2 separate regions of the Mus musculus genome follow, and region 1 is linked to region 2. A link is a contact called in ENCODE POLR2A ChIA-PET data. All regions are on one chromosome and are shown on one strand. The core of a region is the stretch at or near the end of the contact, and the rest is flanking DNA. Distances in the headings are between cores, read along the strand shown. Region 1 holds the start of Dpp3 (dipeptidylpeptidase 3). Region 2 holds the start of Rbm4b (RNA binding motif protein 4B).

Evidence for each region. ChIA-PET counts read pairs that join two places held with the same protein, here RNA polymerase II (POLR2A).
Region 1: POLR2A ChIA-PET joins it to region 2 with 12 read pairs in Patski. The contact joins the promoter of Dpp3 here to the promoter of Rbm4b in region 2. POLR2A ChIA-PET finds 5 or more read pairs at or near these places in 2 of 5 experiments (Patski and embryonic stem cell).

Annotation. Positions count from the first base shown.
Region 1 is chr19:4,926,830-4,931,214 of GRCm38, forward strand. Dpp3 (dipeptidylpeptidase 3) reads right to left here and starts at 1,458. Exons shown (of 18, transcript NM_133803.2): 1 at 1,391-1,458; 2 at 1-230. The coding sequence starts at 225. It also overlaps a transcript of Peli3 not described here.
Region 2 is chr19:4,755,174-4,759,399 of GRCm38, forward strand. It overlaps Rbm4b (RNA binding motif protein 4B), which reads left to right and starts at 1,352. Exons shown (of 4, transcript NM_025717.3): 1 at 1,352-1,488; 2 at 2,073-2,496. The coding sequence starts at 2,085. All of the region lies in intron 2 of Gm21992 (predicted gene 21992), which reads right to left.

The DNA.
Region 1 (4,385 bases), core at 208-2,707, 170 kb after region 2:
CAGCTGGTCAGGGTCCTGGGCACGGAAGAGGCGGCTAAGCAGGGCATAGATGTAGGGGGCTTCAGGGGATGTCTGGAGCAGCACTGCCAGGCCCCCATACCAAGCAGCTCTAGACAGGTGATGGGCATAGAGGCGCTCTGTGGGTGACAGCAGGCGGAATGCCTCCCTGCAGTCCAGGCTAGACACACCAATGTCATTGGGCAGGATGTACTGGGTATCTGCCATGAGCCCTGCAAGAACACATCACAGTCATCTCAGAGAGCGCAGCATCTTCGCGGCTGCTCTGAAAGCTCATGAGCTAACTAACTTCTTCCATCCAGAAGTCCAGGAGGGAGTAATCCAGTCGCATCCATTCACCTGAAATGCTGGGATTCAAAGACTCAAATACTTGCGGGCCAGCTTTGGCCTGTGGCCTCTCAGACTTAAAATCTGAATCCAATCACTTCATATTACAGATGAGGACACTAAGGCCCAGGATGCCAAGTGTACGAAGGAAGAACCGGCAGAACACAGCCTCATTACTAGACTCCCAGCCCCAGCCACTCCCTGCCTCATCTCCACCTTCTCAGATGTCCTAGTCTCTGTTCAGAATTTCCCAACACCTCTAGCTCATCACAACTGCTGACAAAGGCTTCATGCTGGATATCCACCCCACCGTCCCAACCCCGCTCCACCAAAAGGTCTAAAACCCAGGGCAGCCGCTTCACCTCCCTGCACTGCTCTTTGCTCCTCTGCAACACTGACTGTGAGTATGACACCAAGCTCAACAGCTGGGTATGAAATCCAGGACAGGGATGTGACCCAGTTGGTAGAGTTTGTCTAACCAACAACCAGGCCCAGGGTCAGATTCCAAGGTCAGTCTGGGGTACATAAAACCTTGTCAAAAAATAAATCAAAAACAGCAATGATATTTTGTCCCAGCTTTTCCCTCCTAGCATCTGCCCCAGTCTCATGTCTTTCTTCAGCCCTTCACTATCCTGTTTTCTTCTGTTGCTCTGTTGGGAAGCCATATAAGGGCACAACCCATTTTCCAGATAGGAACCATATGACATTTGGAAAGCAAGCAACTTATCCAAAGCTTTTCAGCTCAGTTGGGACCCAAGGAATTCCGAACCCACCACATTCTCCACGCTCCGCCCCTGGCTAAGGACACGTTTCCACCCTCTGTACTCCTTATTTGCGCGGCTCCGCCCCATCTACCCCTTCGCTCGGAAAGAGGTGTTAACTCTTTACTGCCTGGAAATTCTCCTTGCCCAAAAGCTGGGAGAGATTTGGAAGAGGCACTGAAGGGTGGACAGAAAGGGGATGATCTTGCATGCACAGCCAGGCCTCGCTCTGATCTCCTGAAGATGACACACCGTGACCCCAAAACCAAGGCGCTGTACCTCACCTGCTGCAGCTGCTCCGTTCGCAAACTCACTTCCTGCTTCCGGCTCCCCGCCCCATTCATTGGGACACAAGCCCCGCCCCTACCGACCCGTAGTCGCCCCAGGGATCAGACGGACAGCAGCTACAGCCAGTAGAAGAACCGAAGACAGTTCCTCCCCTCATCTTCTCCCCGCCCCCAAGCGCTACGGGTGGTGCCTGCCTTGCAAGGACCGCGAGGCCTTGGCCTTTTGTCTGCTGGCCCTCACTGCACAGAGGCGTGGCGTAGGGCGATGTTTGGTGAAAAAGTTTGAGTTTCTCAGTACCCCGCGTGGCTGCTGTCGGGTACCGACAGAGGGGACTGACAAGGTCCCCAAACGTGAGAGTTCCTATACATCGGGAGCCTCCACACATGTAGCTGGGAGCCTGCTCTCTTTGGGGTTTCACCTCCAGTGTCCCTACCCTGGATTTGGCAGTTAGGAACCTCCACTTAGAGAAGACTATAATAATGTGGACCCCCTCCTCCCTGGATTTAGGATTTGGAGATGCTATTTGGAGACTACGAAGCTCTTACAAAGAGTGTATGTAGGCTGTGCGAATAGTAGTCCCATCCACCAGTAGTCCCAGGGGTGCAGAAAAATGCTACAGGTGCTCCACTGGGTCGCCATGGAAGCCATCCTTAAAACATTGGGAACCCCAGTTTCCTCAACGCACTTGAAGTCGAGGCCAGCTAGTAGCTGGCACTTTCTTAGTGTGACCACTTGCCAGCTAGAATAGAAAAGCGGTCTCCAGTGACATTGACTGGAGGGCAGCCCAGGATGCAGACAAGCATGTTGTTTACTCTTGGTAGTCAGGGAGGAGTCTTTCTGGGTGACCCATGGCTCTTGCAAGTACTTGCTGACCAGATGTGGTAAGCACTGCAAAGAGCTGGGGCCTGACTTAGGCTGTCTAGGGTTCAATCAGATGTCTGTCTCCTACCAGCTGTGTGACTTTAGATAGCTCACTTCTCTTACTCTGGAACACTGTCAGCTTTACTTCAGGACTAAGTCTACCCAAGGGATGGGCAGCCATCAAGAGGTAGTGCTGTCCCCTAGAGTTGTGTAGGAGGTAGTGTTTCGGGACTGAAATCCAACACACCTTCCTTACCTTGCCTATTTAGAGGGGCCAGAGCAACCATGTGCTTAAGGCCAGCCTTGTCACCACAGCGCTAGTAGCTCTTGGTTCTGATTGGTGAGTGTCATTATAAGGGGGAATTCTGTAAAAATGTGTCCCGAGGAAAGTCCTCTTCTTTCCTTTTGCCTGTTCTCATTGTTTCTAGACGAGGTATAAAGTTGTCTGACTGAGACCCAGTTGAAATGTAAGTGTAACCAGATAGGAAAATAAGGGCTATCCATAGCCACCAAGGGCAAATTCAGGCAAGTGAAGGATCCCAGGGCCCAAGACCCCCAACCAAGCTGCATGGTGTCGTGTTATAACCGCAGTCAACAGGAGTGCATGTTAAATGAAGTCCTTTACCAGCGGCTTGCCATATAGAATTTCATTTAATTCTTGCAAAAACCCTGAGATAACATATCACTGTTGTACCAATTGCACAGGTGAGAGGACCTTTGATTTTATAAGACCTTCCACTATACAGTTTCCACTCCTGCAGCAACACACACACAACACACATTTTCTCTCTCTCTCTCTCTCCTTCTCTTTCTCCTCTCTCTTTTTCACACACACATTCTCTCTCTCCTTCTTTCTCTCACTCACACATATTCTCTCTTCCCCCCACCTCTCTCTCACACGCACACACACACACACCCCACATTCTGTTTTAATGGGTCATGGCTTTTCTGTACGTTTGCATCCATCTGGTAATGAAAATACTTTTTGTTTTTGTTTGTTTGAGACAGGGTCTTGCCATGTAGCCCAGGCTAGCATTGAACACAGCCCTCCTTCCTTAAAGCCTACCAAAACGCTGGAATTACCAGCACATGCCACCATGCTTGGCTTTAGAGATTGTCATTCCATTGAACAATCCTGGAATCTGAAGCTCCGAGCTCTGGCTTCTACCACCAGCCTGAGTTCTTCCTAGAGCCCAGTCAAGTACGTTTTGTTGGTTCTTTCTCCCAGAGTCTGAGATTCAACACCAGAAATGAGATCGGAATGTGTTCCCGTGCCTGGACCCCAACATGATTGTTAGCAAGAACTGGGTAGAGTTCCATTTCCAGTGTTTCGTGGAAGGGTTGAAATATCCCCAACAGTTCTGCCATGCTTCGCACTGTAGCCATATGACACTTTGACTACCCTTTGGTGGCTCCCTATCAACAGCCCATCTGGTCTTTATGGCCTCAACCAGCAGCTGTGTGGCTTTAGGTACACTCCTGTGGAATCTTCGTCTCCCTGAGGCTCTGGCTTCTGTCTTGCTCTAAGGACATCAGTCCTACACTCAGAGCCACTTCCTTTTTTTCCCCTCTCTATTTTGTCTACCAGTTTTCCTGGTTTAGTTTTCCTTGTATGGTCAGGGGAAAACCCCATCTTAGCCCTTGGCTCAAAGGAAGCCCTGGCTCACACAGGAGGCACAGGGAGGGACTCATCACTAACTTCACTCTCATAGTCACCAAGGCCCACCAGGTCCCAGCCTAACCCTGGTCCCTTCTCCTTTTTTCTGCTGACCTGCATGTTGGCTGTGAAGCCTTCTCCCTGCCGTCTTATGTTAGTTCCCTCACCCAGGCTGCCCTCCATACTCCATCCTATCTCTACAGTGTCTGCCATTCATTCGCACAGCAACCCCAGCAGGTACAGATGGCCAGCAGGATGTTGTAATCCTAGTCTGGCAATAGTCCCCTAGGTCCCTCCTCTGACCGGAAGCCCTTGCTCATCGCCGGGGCTCTTATGACCCTAGGCACTGGTTGAGTGGATAGCTATCTCTCTGTTTCTCAGCTTTCCCAGGAAACAGACCCTAACCTGCCTTGCCTCGGTCTTGCCCAGCCTTAGTATGATCTGAGAGGGGCGGTTGTGGCTTTCAATAACAG
Region 2 (4,226 bases), core at 102-2,601:
CATCCATAGCGAGATCTGACTCTCTCTTCTGAAGTGTCTGAGGACAGCTACAGTGTACTTACATATAATAAATAAATAAATAAATCTTAAAAAAGAAAAAAATGGGAACTGTTAGTAGAGCATTAGTTGTGGAGCCCCCACAAATTTGGGAAGAGATCCCAAAATACAATGTACAAGGTTAGGTGATAGCAGATCCCGAGGAGGTTCCAGGACAGCCAAGACTGCCAGAAAACCCCATCTCGAAAAACAAACCAAAAAAAATTAATTTTAAAAATGTGTAATTACAATTAGACAATGCCTTCTGAAATGAGTGGGAAACATGGATTTGGTAAAGAAATGTTTCCAAGTAGCTTGGGTGCAGGAAGTCAACTCGGGGAACTGATCTCTATACTATTGGAGGAGCTGGTGTTGGAACTACCACAATGGGGAATTGTTTTGACAACAATGGGGATGGTCTAACAACCATCCCGGTGCCTCTTCTAGGAGATGAATTCAATCCCTCAATGTCTGTAAGCCCGCTGCTTTGTGATAGTGATCCACCAAGCTGGTACCCTGCTTGCCACCAGGAGGTGCCCTTGGACCGCAACAGAGAGTCTGGAGCCTGACAATTGCCTGTGCCTCAGGCAGCTTGGGACGGATGCGGAACCCTTGTCACTCATTCCCCAAACCTGGATTCTCCCTGGACCTCTGGACAACGTATTCCTTGGTAATGCTCACCACATTTCAGGAACCAGGATAGACAGATACTACGAGGGAAAGCCAGCCCACGTATATTCATGAATAAACATGACAAAGTATAGTTTGGATAGAGAAATGCCTCCCTCAGACCTAACCTAGTTCTAACCCAGATTATCTTTCTACTCCACTCTCAGTCTCAGCTTCTTCACCAATGAACAACACTATTGCAGTGAAAATTAAATTGTTTTACGGGAATTCTTACCCCTTCCTACCCAAACAAGGGAGAGATTAGGTTAAGATGTGGTAGTGCCTGGGTTTCTGAAGTATCGCTCTCAGCAGCCAGAGGTTGAGAAAACCCCCTTCTAGCGGGCCCAGTGACACAACCCTTTGTCATCAGCCCCCTCGACAGTGCGCCCAATACCACGATCCATTGTGATGCTTAGAGACTCCCCCGGGCCTTACGGTTTTGCCAAGGCAATGGTTGCTTCCTGAGCCCCCTTGACGCGCAAGCCGCGACCCACTCCCAAGGCGGTGATTGGCTAGCCCGGGCTGGGGGCGGGCTGACCTTCGCTCCGCAGTGCCGTCACCACATGACCCCGCCCCCGCACGGGGGGCGGACAGTTGTGTGCGGCCGCAGGATTGGTCGCCCCGCTCCTGCGAGGGGGAGGGGAGGCAGGCAGCGCGCACTCGCGCGTGCGTGAGCTGGCGCGCGAGAAAGCGCCCGGTCGCGCCGAGGCTCGAGCGGCCGTCGCCATTTTGTAGGGTTCTCTCTGACGCGGGACCCGCCGCCACCGCCGGCACCACCCGGAGGTAGGAGAGGATGCTGTGGGTGTGTGGGAAGCCCTGGAGCGGACTGGGCCGGACCTCGGAGGGCCGGGAAGGCTCGGGTTTGGGGCCACTCATCTTCTGAGGAAGGTCCCGGGAAGACAAGGAAAGGAGGCGGGGCCGGGTCTCCGGAGGGGGCGGGGCAGGGGTCGGGCCGAGTCTTTGTTGGGATGTTGCAGCGGAGGTTGGGCCGCTGAGGATAGGGGTCCAGTGTTGGGTGAAAGAGGGCTTTCGTTCTTGGAGTATGGTGGGAGGGGATACCGCGCTGTGGAGAGGTACACAGATTTCCCTCCAAAAACCCGTAACTAGGGACATTCAGATACTTCATGCCTTCCACTTGTCTTTCATCCCTGTGCTAAACCGTGAAGGAGCTAACCTTGTAGAGTCAATGTGCCTGACCTCACGGATATATATCTTAGACCTTGTTGTGCATTCTGACCCCCGACCTTCTGTTGGCATTGTCACACAGCAGTTCCTCTCTCAAAAAGAACTGTGAGGGTCGGGGTGTGCTGTAGTGTCAGTTTCTCACTTCACACCTGACTTTTAAAATCTTGTTTCTTCTCTGCCAGGCTCTTGTCAGGATGGTGAAGCTGTTCATTGGAAATCTGCCCCGGGAGGCCACAGAGCAGGAGATCCGCTCACTCTTCGAGCAGTACGGGAAGGTGCTGGAATGTGACATCATTAAGAATTATGGCTTTGTGCACATAGAGGACAAGACGGCCGCTGAGGATGCCATACGCAACCTGCACCACTACAAGCTGCACGGAGTGAACATCAATGTGGAAGCCAGCAAGAATAAGAGCAAAGCTTCAACCAAGTTACACGTGGGCAACATCAGCCCCACTTGTACCAACCAAGAGCTTCGGGCCAAGTTTGAGGAGTACGGCCCAGTCATCGAATGTGACATCGTGAAAGATTATGCCTTTGTACACATGGAGCGGGCAGAGGATGCGGTGGAGGCCATCAGGGGCCTCGACAACACAGAGTTTCAAGGTGAACTGTTCTGGGGATTGGGTGGCAGACCTTCGTGGAGTCTCTAGCTCAAGGCAGAGGGAAGAACACAAGACCACAGGGCTTCAAGAGTGGCTTCTGCCATTCTTTTAAATGCAAAGAACAGGTTATGTTTACTACTCTTAGCATAATTCACTCTGGGGAAGTAAGCCTTCCCCATTGTATTCGCCAAGCTCCTTCTCCACAACTGCATGGGCTCCTGCCTGCCTGCCTTTGGTCTTCATTCACTTGAGTACTGTCACAAGTCTTAAGTTGCCTAGGCAGAGAAGTAGTTAGGTAGTGTGAGAAGGGCTAGAGGTTAGGACTTTGTTGCTGGTTTGTGGTGGACCCAGAAGCCTTTGAGAGTTTTTACCCTCTGCTGCTTTCGAGGATGGCTGGTGGTAGTAAAGAGGAAAAAGGGAATCTAGAAGAAGCGCAGTATGAGAATCTGTGGTGAGTCTGGTTGGGTAGATGGGTATCTTTGAGGTGTTCAAATTTGTTCAGTCTGTGGGCTACTACAGGCAAAGCCAGGAAACAGGTCATAGGTTCTTCTGCTCCATCTATTACTTTAACAGGCTAGGAAAACAGCTTTTTTTCTTTAGAAATTGGATAGGAATGATGGTCTTGCTTCTAGGGAAATTTCATCAAGGACATTATAGAGCTTATTATATTGCTTATATTGATCATAAGTATTATCACCAGTACCATAGGATCTTGTCTGAAAATACTTGCAATCGTGTTACTATAGTAACCACTAGTTACAAGTGGCTACTAAATTTAAATTAATTCAAGTAAATTTTCAAATTAGATTTTTCCAGTGTGGGCAAGAATGAGAGAATGGCTACTGTATTAGGAAACAGATCAGACCCACATTGCAGGAAGTTCATTGGTTAGTAGTTATCCAAGTCTTTTATTGACACGGTCATGTTGGACCACAAATTCAAGTCTACTTTTCTAGTTCCTAAGTCAACATCTTTTTGTGGCCTAAAAGTTAAATATACAAAGGTCCTCTTATTAGAAAACAATGAATTGGTGGAGAAAAGGTAAACTTAAATCAGAAAAGTGTAAATATGCAAATAGTGATGCTTACTGGAGGCTCACTATTATGTATTCTAGCTTCACCACTAATACCCTGGCCTTTAGTTATTGAAAGCCTAAACGTTGTAGCTGATTCCTGTCCTTAACCTCAAGTTGACAAGTGTATTCCCTATGCTTTCCCCATTATAAAACAACTCTGTGTGCCTCTGTGAAAGGATGGCAGGGAGGTAATATGTGCATTTTGACAATAAAAGCAATATTAATTAAAGTTGAATGCTATTTGCAACCACGATTGCTTCTACTCTGGTTAGGAAAGTACTTAAAATCTGACAGTTAAACTTTAAACATTCCTAATTCTCACTTGATGTGGAAAGAGGTCATAAATGCGCAGGGGAGCATAAGGAAGGAGTTCCTGCCCCAGCCCTTTGGTTCTGGGGTCATCCAAGGGCCCCACAAATACTGCTCTACCATGAGTCTGTATGTCCCCATCCCTGAAGAAGGTAACAAAATGGGAAAAAAAAAAAAAAAAAAAAAAAAAACCTAAATTTGCAACTGAAATTCTCAGTGTATAGTATACGCCCTTTTACATTTAACTCAGGAAATGAGTTAAAAGGATGAGAAGGATGAGTACATGGGACCTTTTTTTTTCTTTGGTGCTGACTATTGGACCCAGGATCTTGAGCATGCTCTGTACA